3 separate regions of the Homo sapiens genome follow, and regions 2 and 3 are each linked to region 1. The links are chromatin contacts, found by Hi-C or POLR2A ChIA-PET in ENCODE. All regions are on one chromosome and are shown on one strand. The core of a region is the stretch at or near the end of the contact, and the rest is flanking DNA. Distances in the headings are between cores, read along the strand shown. Region 1 holds the start of MSANTD4 (Myb/SANT DNA binding domain containing 4 with coiled-coils). Region 2 holds the start of LINC02719 (long intergenic non-protein coding RNA 2719). Region 3 overlaps GRIA4 (glutamate ionotropic receptor AMPA type subunit 4).

Region 1 (2,606 bases), core at 74-2,573:
TAAATTTAGCAAATAAACATATGGATACCAAATATTCCATTGGACAGATTAAAAATTATTTGCTTTTTATCTGAACTTCAAATTTAACTGAGCGTCCTGTTTTTATCTGGCAAACCTACAGGGAAGGGAATACTTGGAAGTGGAGGGAGGGTGAATGGAGATAATTTTGGAAGCCTTCCTTTAGAAAGGAATTTCTAAAAATGAATGCTAGGCATAGCGGAGAAGCAGGGAGGAAACACAGCAATGCAAACTGACTTCCCAGTAGCCACTGTAGAGTTCAGGAACTGAAAGAAGCAAAGGGAATGGGGTAAGGAAGAAGAAATGTGGGTATAATGTCGAGAGATGAAGGTTGAGGGAAAAGTAGGTGCCTTATTTTTCAGGTTCGATAAGGAGTTTGTACTGTATCACCAGTGGTGAGATTCCACTAAAAAACTTTAAGCAGCTCATTTTGGCTACAACGTGAAGAATGAACTACAGTCCGGCAGACAGGATGTTGGGAGACCAGCTAGGAGGCTACTGATGGAATTCAGGTGAGTCCACAGAGGCCTGGACAGAGGCAGCGGGAAGAAAGGTGCACTAATCACAAACACCTGAACGTGAGACGGCAGAAAATAAGCAACTGCAAACTTGAATATAGAGGAGGACTGGGAGAGAAGAAAGCAGAAGCACATATTTGGGGAAACAGTGAAGAATGGTAAAAAAAAAAAAAAAAAAAAAAAAAAATTCAAATGTCTTCTGGGAAGTATATAGTATGATAAGGACTAAGAAGTGACTCCTAGATTTAGCCATAAGGAAGTCACCAGCGACCTTTGGCACGGGCAGCCTTAGAGGAATGGCTGAGGCCAATTAGGTCGCAGCTGGTCGAGGAGAAGGTGATGCTGGCCTAAGAACCCGACTGGAGCAGCACAAGTTTCCTACTTCTTCTTTGCCCTTTTAACAGGTGAGGGTCAAGGACAAGAGACGAGTTTGGAGATGCAGCGGCCAGTGCCCCAATCAGTTGGAACAGCGCAGCAAGCGGATCTCTAGGGGCCAATCCCTTCCTAGAGTCCACTTGACTGACAGAGCTGCGCGCCACAGACGGGGCACAGACAGGGAGGTGAATCACGAGGGGGCGGAATTCCAGGGCACTAACCCGGAACCGGTTTGGGACTTGATTCCCATTGTGAGGCCAGGCCTAGGGCGGGCTCTCAGCCAGAATGGCTACACCATTCTAACCAATGGATGAGACTCATCAAATGAGCGGCAGCCATATGAGCCATTGGGGTGGCGGGAGATGGGCGGGCCCAGTTAGTGGGCGGGGGATCAATGAAGCATCTTTTTTCCTACCCCCCTTGGGGCGACCGTGGGGAGGTGCCGCCGGGGTCGCAGGTGAGCGGTTCTATGCTGGAGGAGGCGGCCAGGGAAGCGGCGGCTCCGTGACCAGTGGGTGCCCTCGCAGTGGGTAGGGTCCCGGAGGGGTCAGCGGCAATTGGCGCAACGCTTGCTGCCGGGTTTGGTCCAAGGGCTGCGACGTAGCGGGACTGCACGCTCGGGAGAAGTGCCACGCGCGTCTGTCGCCTGACCGGGGAGGCTGGGGAGGGCCCAGGCCACGGAAACAAGACTGCAGAAGTTTCTGGGCACTCAGTCGGGACTCTCATTTAATACCCAGAGAGAGGAGATCTTCCAGGTTGCCCCGACTCCCACCGGGACTCCTACCAGCAGCAACCTCATCATTGTGGCCGAGGCAGGTGCGCGCCCCTGCTCCCCTGGGTGGCCTTCCGGGAGCCCAGTCTAACTCGATTCTTCCCAGGGGCTCTTTTTGGACGGTCCCAAAGGAGGCAGCGGGAGGGAGGTGAAAGATACTTTGATAACCGTCGACCCATAAGTATACTTGTTATGCACCTACCACGAGTTTTAGAGAAGAACATACTTTTTGGCAGGGAAGTGAATCCCCTATAAGAATATAGGGGAGGGGAAAGCCACACTTTAAAGAGAATTTGGGTAGGGTTTGATATTGTAGATTTGTGATGCTTTTCTTCTTGAACTGCTTAACTAATTTACCCTCAAATTTTTTTGATCCGGAACTTGCCGTCTGGTTTTTCTCAGACTTCTTAATTCTGACTTATCATGAAGTATCTAGGAACTTCATTCTCAAGTTTTAGTGCTTGTAAAAAGTTGCCTGGTTATATTATGCCATTGGCAGTACATCATCTTCACAAGGATTACGTAAGTGAACTACATCTCATTCCTGTTTCCAACTAGTGAAGAACGATTGTGAAATGGGATTTTAGAAAATGGCTGTTCTCTGTGATTGGGCATAGAAGGTTTGTAAGTTTTAGAGACTGCAGCTGTTGAATCCTTTCTGCTAAGAGAGCGATGACAGGCAATAGAAAAGGGATAGTGTTTGACATCTAAAATGACATATTTTCACATTTTATGAGGTGTTATATCCCCAGCACCAAAAATAGTGCCTTTCACACAGTAGGAGCTCAGTAAGTATTTTTTGAGGAAATTATTGGGGAATGAATGGATGGTAGAAAACCCAAGCTTCTGTTACTTGGATACCGGCATATAAAGGAGAGGACAGGAAGACAAACATTTCTGGAAATGGCTTTTATCCAGGTAAG
Region 2 (2,606 bases), core at 33-2,532, 110 kb before region 1:
CCTGTATTCCTTGTCCAAATTACTAGACAGCTCTACACCCAGTTTGTCATCTACAAAATTCGGTCACTAATTGTGTCTGCCTCAAGGGATTTATAAAGATTAAATGAGTTACTATATACTAGTCCCTTACAACAGTGTCTGGCACAAAGTAACCACCCAGTAAATGTCAATAATCATCATCATCATCATTATCATCATCATGTTGCTGATTCATGTCGCCTACTCACACAAATTTTTGTCATGTTGACATATTTGCATTGCTTTACATAGCTCTGTATATGCATTTCTTATTATCATTCAGATATTCAATATCAATGTTTAGTCAACTGTGTTTTCTTTCTTGACAACTCAGATTATTTTTAAACAATATTCAAATTAAACTACTTCTTTTTTAATCCTGAAAATCTCTCAGTAGCTGTAATTCTCTAGCAACATGTTTCCATCTGTTGCTTCCCCTCCACCCTTCCACCTTCCTTTTCCACATTTTGTTCAGAAATAACAGAACAGATTAGGCAGCAGTCATCAAGACCCCTGGGTCCTGAAAGAGCTGTGTCCTACTGCACGGTAATTGCTGAGGACCACAAACACACTGACTGACTCAAGCCAACACAAAGCCTTCCTCCAGACATTATTCATTCATGCTAGATCTGTGTCACCACCATTGGGGTAGAGTTGGGTAGAAGAAAGAAAGGTTAGAGCCTTCTTCCTCTATACTATTTTCTGTTTTCTCTTGCTCCCAGGTTAAGTTATGGTTGTGCTAAAAAGGCCAAGCAGGACCAGAAAGGCACCTGTAGGAAAGGTGTGAACACACCTTAAGTATTAACATCTTTAATAATTAAGAAGGAGGGAAGTCCTTCTTAAGTCATCCACAAGTTGTCCAGCCAAGTGCCGGCAGTCTAGAGATCACTTAGTAATATAGGAAGAAGGCTCTTGCCTTCCTCCATGGGTAAGACCAAGGGGACAGATCTCACACGTTCCCTGTTGTAGACCACCTTCCAGGTATGTGGGACTGCAAAATTCCCTCCCAACCAGCCCAGAACTGCTTCCAGAGTGTGCTCACTTCATTGGTCTTCACTAGGTCCAGAGCAACTATTTATACAAGATGGACAGAGCTTGGATGTGCTGACAATGTCATCCACCCATGTGAATGTAAAACCCTTTGTGATACATGACAGAGCCCAGGGTATGCAAAGAATGGAGCAGGCCGCAGGCCTCAGCCAGAGGGTAGGGGCCATACATCCAGTGCTGCCACATTCCAGCATAGAACCCAGAGGAACTAAGGATTCCTAAATTCAAACTTGGTCTTTCAGCCATTGTGAAGCTAGGAACAAGGTAGGAGGATAGAATGTAATTTACATAGCACTCTGTTAGTTTAGTTAATAACTCTTTTAATATTTACGTTGTAAGTCCCCATTTGTACTCATGTGCCACATCATATTAACATGAGCATTTGCCTGCATCATGCTGTACATTCACTATTCCTTAAGAACCAAGGGTGGCCTAAAAGATCAGAAACCTAAAAGCATTTGGGTCATGAACCAGGACAATTTATCCTAACTAATAGTACAGAAACCAGTAGAGATAAGCACTTTAAAATGCCTAGATGATTCAAATACCTTTGTAACTCAGCACCTAGCATAGTGACTTGTCAAATGAAAAATGAAGAAATGAATGAACTCTGACTTTCCCAAAGGCTCAGACAACTTGAGAAACTTGAATATAGCCTTCCATTTGGCAGCAGCATTGCTGGTAATATGTGCAAGTGTCTTTGTGCCTGAGGAGCAATGAAGCTGATAAACAATAACAATAGCTTTGAAATTTGCGTAAAATGCATATAGAAAGAACTATTTTCTGCTTTTTAACAACACATTGAGGTACTCACATGTGTAAACCAGGAATGCTACACTTAGAAATAAGTGTCACTTATGTTTAACTCCTTGATTACATATTCAAATAAATGTACAGTTTTATTTGAATGTGTAATCCTATGTGAATGGGAGCATTCAAACAAACTCATTTGGTTCATTTATTTAGATCTCTGATGGCTCATTCTAGTAAAATGTATGTACTTTCCCCATTTTTCTTTTCAAACCATTAACTCAAAGAAACATAATTTAAAACATTTTGTTAAAATGGCTTTAAGGATGGTGGGTTTTTTTTTTCTTTCTTTCTGGTGCTGCTCCATTGAACTGCAATGCATAGAAATGAATGCATTGCTACAAAAATGAATATACATTATGTACAACCTCAACAACATTCTACTGAGTAAAATGTCCTCATGTATAACAATGAATTGTTTTATGTATAAAGAAAAAATATTGGTTCCACCAGAACTAAAGAGAAAAGAAATGCTGCTCTGCCTCCCCGACCACTTCAACTATTGTGGATTGCAGGATTGGTTGGGGGGAGATGGAAAACAGGTCTTTATCATTATATAAATGTTTAGCAGGTGATGGGGGAAAAAACAGTTCCAGGAAATTAGAAGAATATTTTTGTGTGTGAGTTATGTGGGCTTTTCCAATCTTGTAAGTGTGCTCCACAGCCACTGATCTGGGGAGTGATGGGATTGCAGCTGAATTTCCAAAAGGTTAATCTTGGAGCCGTGT
Region 3 (2,606 bases), core at 55-2,554, 84 kb after region 1:
AATACTGATAAATTCTCAGTTGGAACCCACTCAGGAGTCATTTGTTGAATGAACTGTCAAAAGATTGAGGGCAAATCATTTTAGCATTTTTTTTAACTAATGGGAAGAATCACAAACATGTATAATGCCTTGTGAGTCTTAAAGAAATGTAGAAAAAAAGCAACGTTTGTTTCCTTCTTCATGAGGAGTTGTAATTTTAGTTATCTTTTAATTAAATAGGAAGGATTTAAATGAAAAATTTAGAATTCAAAATGGCCCTGGTAAGTTTCATCCTTCCTAGTGTAGTGAACATCTGGAAAGAGAGGAATGCAGTATATAGATTCTATTGTGCAATTATTTTTCCCTGGGACACAAGTGGCATTGATACCTTTACCATGCGATGTCTTAGTTTGTAAATGCAAAATACTTGGTACACACAATAAACACCAGTATACTTAATAGCAAACTAGGTAGCTCTTGTAAGCATATCTCAGAAAAGATTTATGTGTGCTTGTGTGTGTATGTTGAGAGATGCAAATGATTTTTGTTGTGTGTGTTTGTCTAATCCTTAGCCCAACAGACTGTATCTCAAAATATAATGGGATTACAAAAAATAAGTTATCTATAGCATCTTTTAATATGGCACTAAAAATGAAGGGTATTCATAAGCAAAGATATATCTCTTTTCATAATAGTTAAAATAAATGTGTTTGTGTACCAACCCACTGCAACTAATTTCCACAACGCATGTTAAAAGTTTCTTCATTTGAGGCCAAAGTATACTCAGTACTCAGCTTTAGATTTCTGTACGTTTACGTTTTTCTAGTATCTACTTTAAATACTATCAGTTGACTTGTTTATAATACCAAAAAAAGACTAAAATATTATTCTCACACAAAATATCCAGCAAACTGCTTTTTCCTAAACCGTCTAAGTACTTCACAAACCTTCTAAGTACTCCTGAACTAAAGTATATATCCCACAAATTTTATATGTGAAAGTAGCTCCTTAGGATAATAACATTTTTCACACATGAATTTGCATACTAAGTTTAATACACCTGCCCCAGCAAATTCTCTAAAGTGGAAGAAAAATAATTTGACCTACATAGAACTCTACTCACTCCAATGTAGATCTAGGCTAAGGCCAAGTGTCTTATGAGGCCAGTAGTTTTGTTCAATACTGAAAGGAAAAGTCCAATGAGAGATGTGGTATTCTAATTCCCATGCTGAGTATTTCCTCCCCCTGCCGTGCTATTGCTGTGGGGCTCTGAGTTGCCTGTTGTAACCTAAACATGATGTGCTTGGTTTCAATGGATCGGTTCCTGTTGCCATGGGTTCCTGCAATTTGGCATTGCCAAGTACAACTGGGCCTCATTTTTTCCAGGTCTCACCCCCTGAAGCAAGTTCTATTGGAACTGCTTTCTTTTAAAGCATCTTTTTATTTTTATTTTTTTTCAGTGACAGAACATTTGTTTTACTTTAGACACAGTTCCACAAACCTCTTTAGAGGAGGCAAAGTTTGGATGAGAATTATCACTGTTGAATAATAAAAGTATAGGTGACTAGAGTTTTTAACTTGGCTTCAAACATTAGGGTCAAGTATACAAATCATTCTAAGCGCCAGAGGAAGTGTTCAGATATGACTCACTGCTTTGTTGTCCGGAGGTATTTACAGACACTAGATACTATGAATATCTTTAAAAGGGTTATTCTCATCTAACAGCTACTTAATAGTAAATCTATGTCAACCGAATGATGATTCGCTCCAAAGAACCTTTAACAGGTTTATTTATTACATAGTAAAGTCAATAGTCTAGTAACCAGTGTAGTATGGATACTGTAGCAAAGTTGATAGTATTTTGACAGTAATGTATGCAACTTTATTATACCATAAATACTATAGTATAGTAGATGTCTATATTATAATCAACTTGTATATTAAAGTTGATAGTGTTGATAGTATTGAGAGTAAAGTCAAAATAAATATACTTCCTCTTTCTTCTAAACTTTACATTCCATTGCAATGCCATCGAAACTGTATATTTTAAAACAATCTTTGGACATTTCTCAACCAGAGAAAGGTTTTCACAATTGTTTCGGATTGCCAAGGGGACTGGGAAAGGGAGGAGAAAGAAAACCATGGCACTGATAGAAGTATAAATTGTACTGTGCATGTGAAAAAAAGATTCCAGATCAATATACCTGGAATTGTTCTGTCACTTGAGAACTGGAGAATCTATATCAAAATACAATAAACCAACAATTTCTGGCCATTGTTATTAGTAAGTGATAGATCAGTGGTTTTAAATTTAATTGTGTTATGTCCAGCAAACACTAGTCTGAAATAAAGTCTGAACGGTAAAGAGCTCTGTAAATCATTCTCTACTGTAAGGACAGGTGCTAGTCACCATTGCTGTGATATTTTTCAGTCCAGTTACAGATCTACTGTTTGAGATGATCCTTATTGCATTTGTTTTAAAGTCTGCATTAAATACCCAAGTCCTAATTTTCAATTCTGGTTATATATCGTACTCTCTCCTCTTTTCTGTGACATATTTTTCTGAAGCACTTTAAACATACAGCAAGACCTGGAAATTTAAAACTCCCTAGACCAATGGAACATAA

Evidence for each region. A loop is a pair of places that touch in the nucleus more often than their neighbours do. ChIA-PET counts read pairs that join two places held with the same protein, here RNA polymerase II (POLR2A). Pooled maps may share reads with other maps.
Region 2: a pooled map shows a loop between it and region 1 (2.2-fold over the local background). The contact joins the promoter of LINC02719 here to the promoter of MSANTD4 in region 1. A Hi-C loop is called at or near these places in 2 of 50 pooled maps.
Region 3: a map of endothelial cell of umbilical vein shows a loop between it and region 1 (5-fold over the local background). The contact joins the enhancer-like site here to the promoter of MSANTD4 in region 1. A Hi-C loop is called at or near these places in 3 of 168 maps with a recorded cell type or tissue (PC-3, dorsolateral prefrontal cortex and endothelial cell of umbilical vein) and 6 of 50 pooled maps. POLR2A ChIA-PET finds 5 or more read pairs at or near these places in 1 of 52 experiments (activated T-cell).

The regions. Positions count from the first base shown.
Region 1 is chr11:106,020,957-106,023,562 of GRCh38, reverse strand. It overlaps MSANTD4 (Myb/SANT DNA binding domain containing 4 with coiled-coils), which reads left to right and starts at 1,323. Exons shown (of 3, transcript NM_032424.3): 1 at 1,323-2,601. RefSeq lists enhancers at 782-851, 1,682-1,801 and a silencer at 1,242-1,351.
Region 2 is chr11:106,130,792-106,133,397 of GRCh38, reverse strand. LINC02719 (long intergenic non-protein coding RNA 2719) reads left to right here and starts at 1,282. Exons shown (of 3, transcript NR_135099.1): 1 at 1,282-1,332.
Region 3 is chr11:105,936,594-105,939,199 of GRCh38, reverse strand. The region is part of intron 14 of GRIA4 (glutamate ionotropic receptor AMPA type subunit 4); the gene reads right to left. Among named protein-coding and RNA genes, the nearest start is that of MSANTD4, 84 kb to the left of the region's middle. Within about 2 kb of position 1,304, at least 5 of the 41 ENCODE cell types and tissues checked have a DNase peak (open chromatin) inside an H3K27ac peak, as active enhancers do; they include dorsolateral prefrontal cortex and endothelial cell of umbilical vein, where a contact is called at or near this core.